Regions from separate parts of the Homo sapiens genome. Here region 2 is linked to region 1. A link is a contact called in ENCODE Hi-C or POLR2A ChIA-PET data. All regions are on one chromosome and are shown on one strand. Each heading gives the region's core, a stretch centred on a gene start or an enhancer-like site at or near the end of the contact. The rest is flanking DNA. Distances are from core to core; before and after follow the strand shown.

Region 1 (4,690 bases), core at 626-3,125:
AATTCTATACATTTTAGCTTTGAATATTCAAGGACAAGACAGAGGGCACGGTGAGGGCAACAATTTACTCTGGATCACTTTCAAGGACTGTTGTCTAACCACTCATTAAAATCGTTCCTTTGTGCAACTGATTATCTAAAAGTACTGAGAGAATGCAGTACTTCTCTTTGAAAGATAACCGTCAGCAAAAGCTAAAATAATGTGATTTTGATTACAAACTGATGCAGCAGTCTGACCAGTAAAGTGTAGAATGCGTTGTCTTTGTAAACATTACTCACAAATCCATATTCAAGTTACAAACGATATATGTGTTTTTAAATTATGACCTCTGGTACCGCTCTACAAAAATGCAAAAATAACCTAAAAGGTTAGCATGCCTATTTCTTTAAAGTATGACCAGCTTAGCAAGGTGGCAAGTTTGTTTGAAAACACAAAACACAATCACCACCACCGCTCAATAATACACATACATAAACAGATTCGAAGCTGTGTTAAGCACAAAAATCCTTACCCCATTTTGCCCAATGAAAACTTGCTCTGAAGTTTCAGCTCTTATGCTACGGAATAACTTCCAAAGGAATTTCTCCGTCTGCTATTTCGCAGTTGCTTTTCCACCCCCACCCCCAGATCCTTGTCCGGAGGTATTTCAAGGATGCTGCCAATTCAATTAGTTCTCTTAGGTAAAATGATTTCTCTCTTGTAAATACCAAAACGTTCAAACAGAGGCGGCATTTGCTTATTCGAGTTAAAATGCTTTGCGGAGGAGACAGCGATCAACTCTATTCCACAAAATGAGTCTACAAGTAGGGAAATGCAGAATCCGGCTTCACCGAGTCCTATAAAAAATGAGTTCGCTGGTCATTTCACTCATGTCCTCCTCGACACTCAGGGAGAGCCAGGTAACTCGGCCTTTTCGGAGCTAAGGCTGCGGGTTCAAATTTCTCCACCACACCAGGTCTCCGGGGGTGGAGCGAGCAACCAAACGCGACGTGCACGTGAATAAAAATCCCAAAAGCAGTAATGCCACGGCTTCCCTGCGCTCACATTAGGAAAAAAACTACACAGGAAAATCTCCTCGAAGTGCAAACCCGGCAGCTCGCAACCTGCACGGCACTCCACATTGGAATCTGTCTTTTTAAATGTTTCTCCTCCTAAGACTCGGAGCAGAGAAGAGGTGGGGAGGACGAAGAGAAGGCTAGGCAGGATCGATTCATTCTCCCGAAGAGAATAAACGGAGCCATTTCCAGGCTGGCAGCAGGCTGGGGGCGCAGCGCACGCCGGAGAGCTGGAGGAGGGGACCCGATCCCACCTCCCTCAGCCCCTTCCCGCCCCCCGCCGCCGAGCACAATGGAGCCCGGCTGGTGCCCGGCCCTTCATTCGCGGCTGCCCCCTCTTCCCTCCTCTCTTCAGAGCACAGCGGGTCTGAGGCTCCCGTCGGCGGAGAATGAATGAATCACAGAGCCAAGCCCCACGCTTCCACTGGCACCCTGCCCCCAGCTCCAGGGCGGGCGAAAGGGGCCGAAGGGTCGACGGGCGCCTGCCCGAGCCAAGGCGGGAGGCTAAGCCCGCGTTGGGGCCAGGAGAGCTGGGCTCGAAGCCGAAGCGCAGCCGCCGCTCCAGCGCCCCCACCCCTACTCCTCGTCTCTCACGCTCCGCGCCGCCGCCACGCGCCGCCTCACATTCCCCGGGCCCCGCCGCCGCCTCTTCACACTTCCATCAGCGCCCGCCTCCGGCTACCGCCGGGCAGAGCAGCGCCAGCCCCGGCGGCCTGAAGCCTGCCGCTGCCTCCGCCTCCGCCGGCCGGCCGGCTGGCAGAGAAGAGGGTGCTGCTTTCCCGGTCAGCGCCGCCGGCGTGAAGCTAGCGCGGCGGCAGAGTGGGCTGCGGGGGGCGGGAAGGGGGCGGAGAGAACGGGGAGCGAGGGCGGTCCCTCCCTCTGCTCGCGGGAAGGGACGGGAGGCGGTGGCCGCCGCGGAGCCGCGGCCGGGGGCTGGGGCGCGGACTGGTCCCGGGAGCCCGACGGGCCTTGCGAGCAGCGGGCCGCGGGAGAAAGCAGCAGCCGCAAGGCGGCGGAGAGGCTGATGGTGGGGGGCCGAGCGGCCCTCGTGGGGAGCTGGGCCGGCGGCAGGCCCTCAGTCCGTTCGTCCTTCTTTTCCCCCCTCCCCTAGAGGCTGGCGGCTGGCTGGCCGTGCGCTCTGCTCCTCCTCTGGCTCTTGGCCCCGCTCCCGACCGCCACAGCCTCCTCCGCGCCCCACACCAGGTGCTCGCGCTGTGTCTCCATCCTCCCCGCAGGAGGACCTTTAAATAGCAACGTCAGCGCGCTTCTCTCCGCACACACGTCACCCGCAGCTCACGTCACCGAGGTGCGGGGGATGATGTCACGCGGCCGGAAGTACTGCTAAATTAGGGAAGGAGCAGGGGGAGGAGGACTCGGCGAGCTCCTGTGTGCCCACCTGCTCTCACTTCTCCTTAAAGGCCAAAGCACAGGAGACAGCCCGAGAGGAGCTCGAACAAGGAAGCGGCGGGAGGAGGAGATTTCCTTGCAACAAATGTGCCAAACCTGAGTGAATCATTCGTAGCAAAAGTGCAGTGTCAAGCGGGTAATAGCCTATCTCCCACTCCCACCGCTATTGCAGCAGCACCCCCGGGCTTCTCTTGTCCTGACTAGCAGGGAAATGTGGGAGGGAGAGCCTGATCACACTGCTGGTAGATGTGCTTCCAACAGGACTTCGGAAAAATCACCTAAATTTTCAATTATAGAGTGCCATTCTGGACATAGTCGACTTTTAAACTTTTTGTTAGTGGTTACCTGAAACACGAAAGAATAAAGAGCAGAGCAATAAGCAAACGAAATAATGTTATAAAGGATAGTAATTTTATTTGCAAAATAGCAGTTTTGACATAGGAAAATGAGTCAATCTTAGTTCACGTATAGCAAATGCCAGTGTGTCCTCTCAGTTTCTCTTCATCAAGAATATGAGTTCCATGACACTTGGCTCCAGCCAGTAAAACAAGAAAGAGAAAAAGTATATGGGTTTCAGTCTGTGGAATTTAAATTAAAATTTAAAAATTAAAAATAAGAAAGAGCACCAAATCCTTTTTCATTAACACAAGCATATTTTCGTCTTCTTTAGTTTTGACCACATAATATGTAATTACAATATCTCTTAAGTGTGTTTTGCATTTTCTGTATGGCAAGGGTGAGTAGCTGTCTATAGGTTTACTAGCTATGTGTGTCTATAAACACCATATTATGAGTGCTTTTTACATTGTAAATTACTACAGAGTTTTTAAATTATTTTAAAGTAATTAGGTTAAAACAATTTTTTAATTAGGTAAATCATATAGTGAACTTTGATTTTATTTTACTTAACTTGATAAGCATGGCCAAGAAATAGAATTGCTGCGTATTGCCAAAGGCCAATACTGTTTCAAGTTAGTCTACAAATTTAGTGACCCTGTTTTCCAGACCAAAATCTAGACACACCATTTGACGTTAGGAAAAAATATTTGAATCTGAAGTGACCTGGAAAATCCAAAACATAGGATTACCAACCTATGAAGTGATTATTAGGAAAGTTATAGATCAATATCAACGCAGTTTAAATAAAAGAAGCTAAAACTCGTTAGAATGTATACCACGTGTGACTTTTAGAAACTGTTTGTAATGTTAAACTACTCACATGGTTCCTAATTAAGGAACATTGGTTTTGCAGCTTTCTGTATTTACATTTTCTTGCTCAAGTTAGGAGTCCAAGATTAAAGAACACCACCAACAACAAAAAAGACCCATTTGTAACTGATTCAAACACTCTGGTCATCTTCACATTATAAAATTATGATCTTGCTTGAAGTTTGAAATATTAAGTCTTTTTTTTGAGACTGAGTCTCGCTCTGTTGCCCAGGCTGGAGTGCAGTGGCGCGATCTCGGCTCACTGCAACCTCTGCCTCCCAGGTTCAAGCAATTCACGTGCCTCGGCCTCCTAAGTAGTTGGGATTGTAGGCGCGCGCCGCCACGCCTGGCTAATGTTTGTATTTTTAATAGAGATGGGTTTTCGCCGTGTTGGCCAGGCTGGTCTCGAACTCCTGGCCTCAGGTGATCCACCCGCCTCGGCCTCCCAGTGTGCTGGGATTACAGGCATTACCCACAGCGCTCACCCTAGTTTTTTACGTTGTTTTGTTTTGTTTTGTTTTTTGAGGCGGAGTCTCGCTCTGCTGTCTAGGCTGGAGTGCAGTGGCACGATATTGGCTCACTGCACCCTCCACCTCCCAGGTTCAAGTGATTCTCCTGTTTCAGTCTCCTGAGTAGCTGGGACTACAGGCACTTGCCACCACGCCCGGCTAATTTTTGTATTTTTAATAGAGACGGAGTTTCACCATGTTGGCCAGGCTGGTCTCAAACTCCTGACCTCAAGTGATCCGCCCACCTCGGCCTCCCAAAGTGTTGGAATTACAGACTTGAGACACTGCGCCCGACCGCGTCGTTTTTTTTTGTTTTGCTTTTTGTTTGTTTGTTTTAAGGTTATAACAAAAGGTTAATGAAAGGCAAATCCCTGCTTGCCAATTTGTCTAATGTATATTATTATCATATTAATCGAAACTTGTACCAATTTGTATTTCAGACAAATGGAGCTTCTTATATCTAAAATGTTAAAACAATAAAACTATCATTCTTCCAATAATGTCATCCCT
Region 2 (4,492 bases), core at 1,789-4,288, 1.1 Mb after region 1:
TTTAGGGCTAAGCATAGTGGGGTATCTAATCCCAGTTTGGGTCTTAGCTATTGTGTGTTCAGATGCGTTAAAGCCACTTTCGTAGTTTATTTTGTATCAACTGGAGTTTTTTACAACTCAGGTGAATTTTAGCTTTATTGAGGGGAATTGATCTAAAACACTCTTTACGCCGGTTTCTATTGACTTGGGTTAATCGTGTGACCGCGGTGGCTGGCACGAACTTGACGAACCCTAGGGTTAGTATAGCTTAGTTAAACTTTCGTTTATTGCTAAAGGTTTATCACTGCTGTCTCCCGTGGGGGTGTGGCTAGGCTAAGCGTTTTGAGCTGCGTTGCTGCGTGCTTGATACTTGTTCCTTTTGATCGTGGTGATTTAGAGGGTGACTCACCGGGGCAGGGATGCTTGCATGTGTAATCTTACTAAGAGCTAATAGGCTACGACCAAACCTATTTGTTTATGGGGTGGTATGAGCCTGTCGAAACATTTTCAGTGTATTGCTTTGAGGAAGTAAGCTACATAAACCGTATGGGGTGTCTTTGGGGTTTGGTTGGTTCGGGGTATGGGGCTAGCAGCGGTGTATATGTTGAGTAAGGTGGGCAGGGAGTTGCATTGATGGGGTTAGTAGAATGTGAGTTGAGGGAGGATGATGTGTTAGTTGAGGGGTGACTGTTAAAAATGCATACCGCCAAAAGATGAAATTTGAAATCTGGTTAGGCTGATGTTAGGGCTCTTTGTTTTTGGGGTTTGGCAGAGATCTCCTTTAAAAAACTGAACTTAAAAGTCTTACCAAAATTCATACTTATCACTCATTACCTAAATCTAACTATTTTTCCCTTTGGCATTATCCAATTTATATCCAATATTTAGTTTTAATCATTTGCAATTGTGTATGACATAGTAAAGATTCTGGGGAGGCCAAGATGGGCAGATCACGAGGTCAGGAGATCGAGACCATCCTGGCTAACACGGTGAAACCCCGTCTCTACTAAAAATACAAAAAATTAGCCAGGTGTGGTGGCAGGCGTCTGTAGTCCCAGCTACTCAGGAGGCTGAGGCAGAAGAATGGTGTGAACCCGGGAGGCGGAGCTTGCAGTGAGCGGAGATCGCGCCACTGCACTCCAGCCTGGGCGACAGAGCAAGACTCCCTCTTAAAAAAAAAAAAAAAAAAGATTCTGAGTCAAAGTGCTCAAGTTGAATGCATTTTGTCACCCACAAGACAAAACGTGTTAACCCCTTGTGGTTTACTTTATCTATAAAATAGAGATAACAATAGTTCCTGCTTCTAGGGTTGTTGTGGGAATTAAAGACTTAGAATAATGTTCAGCCTCTAATCAGTGCTGTCACAACTGTCTGATACAATTGTATTATATTTGTGTACTTTGTAGATTGATATTAAATCATACTTTTAAAAATAGGTGCTTAATGTTCCACTCAATTACCTTAAAACATGTTTAATTATGTCTCTATCCTACTCTTATAACACTTCTATAAAAACTTTTTACATATAGCGTCCACTTTTGGTTCAGTTTCTTAGGAAAATAACTTTGAGAGTCAGCTATCTGAACCAAAGAAACATTAACATTACCAGACTATATTGGGATTTTTGAGACTGGCTTTTATCAATTCTTTAGCTACGGGCTCTTGTCATCATCTCTACCAGTGACCTAAGTGTCAAACCCAAATGCCTTGTATCTGTCCCATTAAAGAGATGCAGCATCTGCTCCTTTCTTACTGTTTCCATTTCCTCTGCCATGCCTCCTCTTACAACCATAAATATCCAGGTCTCTTAGGTTTTAAACGGGGCATCTCTCAACCCCCACATTCTTTTCCTTGGTTATTCCCTTCCCTCCAACAGTTCAATTCACCTAGATCCCCACGCCTGAAATTATCCTAGATGTCCTAGAGGCGCCTCATCATTACAATGGTACATTATTCTCCACTCCTTTACATGTCACGCCAGCTTTCAAACTGAAAATCTGAGCGTTCATCCCTGGTGCATCACCTTTAAATTCGAGATCTCCAAAATCCAGGGTCATGTAACCTTAAAAAATTTTTACCCTCTCTTCTCCACTGCCCTTGTTCAGGCCTTATCTCTTCCAGCAGCTGTTCCAAAGGCCTACTCTGTTTTCCTTTCGGAGTGCTCACCTCCACCGAAGCCTCCACCCAGCTGCCAATTCTGCCCCATGCCTGATAATTTGCTCGTGCGTTGACATACATAAAATTTCTAAGACAAAAATTTTTTAATAATGGTAAATGAACCTTGGGAACTGCATACAGATCATACAGATCCATAATAAGAGAAAAGGTCCCAGATTAACACGGAAAACTTTCCATTTAACTAACATTTGCACTGGTAAACTTCATCAAGCAAGACCCTACTTAATCCCACATTACCTTCTACTGAAGAGGTTGTGGTCATTCTCTGGAAATATCTGAATTCATTCCTACAAGTTAGAGAAACAGCGTTACTCGAAACATTATCCCTTGGGCTCGAGCTCTAAGGCACCTGACAAACGGAGCGCTGTGGGTAGGGGTGAGGTGTTTTCTCCAGGGCTGGGACTTTGCCCTGGGCGAGGGCGCCGCAGGGCAAAGACCTCACCGGGCAGCAGAATCCGGGCAGAAATCAGCAACTGGGCCTCCCGCGCAGCAGAAAAGGGGAATCCAGTCGGGCCCACCCTTCCTGCCAGCGCAGACCGCAAGTCTGGCCCCATCCTCTCGCCGGGAGTCGGCCACCCCGACCGTGGGCAGCCTGCGCCCGTTTGGGTCCCATCGCCCCGGCCCGGCAGATACCTGAGCGGTGGCCAGGGCAGGTCCCCGTTCTTGCCGATGCCCATGTTCTGGGACACAGCGACGATGCAGTTTAGCGAACCAACCATGACAGCAGCGGGAGGACCTCCGAGCCCGCTCGTTACAGCAGAACGCGCGGTCAAGTTTGGCGCGAAATTGTGGCCGCCCCGCCCCCCTCGTCCCCATTTGTGCAGGCGAGGCCCCGCCCCCCCGCCCCGGCGCACGCAGGGTCGCGGCGTGCTCGCGCCCGCAGACGCCTGGGAACTGCGGCCGCGGGCTCGCGCTCCTCGCCAGGCCCTGCCGCCGGGCTGCCATCCTTGCCCTGCCATGTCTCGCCGGAAGCCTGCGTCGGGCGGCCTCGCTGCCTCCAGCTCAGCCCCTGCGAGGCAAGCGGTTTTGAGCCGATTCTTCCAGTCTACGGGAAGCCTGAAATCCACCTCCTCCTCCACAGGTGCAGCCGACCAGGTGGACCCTGGCGCTGCAGCGGCTGCAGCGGCCGCAGCGGCCGCAGCGCCCCCAGCGCCCCCAGCTCCCGCCTTCCCGCCCCAGCTGCCGCCGCACATAGTAGGTTCTGTCTGGGACTGGGCAGGGCCATCGGGGCTGGGGGGGCGGGGCTTGTGGGTAAGGCGGGCGGAGGCGGGGACCCTCCGCCCGATGATAGGGCTGGAGGAGGAAGGGGCGGGCTGAAGAAGGGGAAGGTGGGAAGAGCCCAGCCGGGGCTACAAATTGGGTGAAGCGCTGAGGTTTTAGTACTTCCGTTTGAGGAGATAGGCAAAGGTTATGCAGGTTTTTAATGGCAGGCCTGAGACAGGAACTCAGGTCTCCTGACTCCCATTCTGATGAGGGGGCTTGTGGGCAAGGGGTGCGTCTTTTAACCTCCATCCTTTTTTTTTTTCCTTGGTGGTCGAAGAGTTTTACTGATTTTTTAAAAAAGTGCTGGATTGGGTGACTAGAAGAAAGCTGCCCTTAGGTCTCCAGTTTTTAAGACTGCAACAGCATGGCTCAATATTTGAAATCACTACGGTTAAAAGCAGTCATATTGTGCAGTTCCCCAGTGAACTCTTTTTGTAGTTTAGATTATAAAGTCTGAAATACAGTTTGGGTGGATAAAGTTTCTTAGGATGGTATAGATGTGACTAATCATGGAGTCCTTCCTGTTGCCATCCTTCAACGCAATAAGTACGTTTGTTTGTTTTTAAACCAGAGATACTGCCACAGGAAAAGCCCAAGGGTGACCCCTCACTTGGGTCACCTGCACAGTATTTTTCAGATTGAGGCTGTGGAAGGGCATTGAAGACTGGTGTTTAGCCACCTACCGTGTTTTAATGTAGGTGGCAGCTTGGGTGCTTCAAAATCTTGTTCCTTTCGTATATATTTCTCCCTTAAAATGATTACTCCTCTTCTGTTTTTTTTGAGGACGAGCTACGTTTTCATGAATTCACCAAAATTTTGCACCCACCATTTAAAGGGTAGCTGGTGAAGGACTTATGTATGCTTTTGGCAAGTTTTCTGCCAAGAAAAAATTCATAATCTTGTCACATCTTTAGTGATGAACATAAACCTTTTAAACAGGAAACACTTAAATTGCAGTGAACATGTCAAAAATGATACTGTTCTTTTATTACCTATCTTTTCCCCTCTGTGCCTTTGCTACATAACTGTTTATTTCTTAGAGGTATTTTATTTAGCATATGTAAGTAGGGTG

Evidence for each region. A loop is a pair of places that touch in the nucleus more often than their neighbours do. ChIA-PET counts read pairs that join two places held with the same protein, here RNA polymerase II (POLR2A). Pooled maps may share reads with other maps.
Region 2: a map of CD8-positive, alpha-beta T cell shows a loop between it and region 1 (22-fold over the local background). The contact joins the promoter of MSH3 here to the promoter of HOMER1 in region 1. A Hi-C loop is called at or near these places in 6 of 168 maps with a recorded cell type or tissue (CD4-positive, alpha-beta T cell, CD8-positive, alpha-beta T cell, ascending aorta and 1 more), 3 of 37 single-sample maps with no recorded cell type and 19 of 50 pooled maps. POLR2A ChIA-PET finds 5 or more read pairs at or near these places in 1 of 52 experiments (activated CD4-positive, alpha-beta T cell).

The regions. Positions count from the first base shown.
Region 1 is chr5:79,512,259-79,516,948 of GRCh38, forward strand. HOMER1 (homer scaffold protein 1) reads right to left here and starts at 1,876. Exons shown (of 9, transcript NM_004272.5): 1 at 512-1,876. The coding sequence starts at 516. RefSeq lists a silencer at 1,449-2,158 and enhancers at 2,153-2,700, 2,409-2,598.
Region 2 is chr5:80,651,614-80,656,105 of GRCh38, forward strand. MSH3 (mutS homolog 3) reads left to right here and starts at 3,039. Exons shown (of 24, transcript NM_002439.5): 1 at 3,039-3,351. The coding sequence starts at 3,115. It overlaps DHFR (dihydrofolate reductase), which reads right to left and starts at 3,370. Exons shown (of 6, transcript NM_000791.4): 1 at 2,791-3,370; 2 at 2,395-2,444. The coding sequence starts at 2,876. RefSeq lists silencers at 117-411, 337-631, 2,865-3,474 and an enhancer at 2,892-3,660.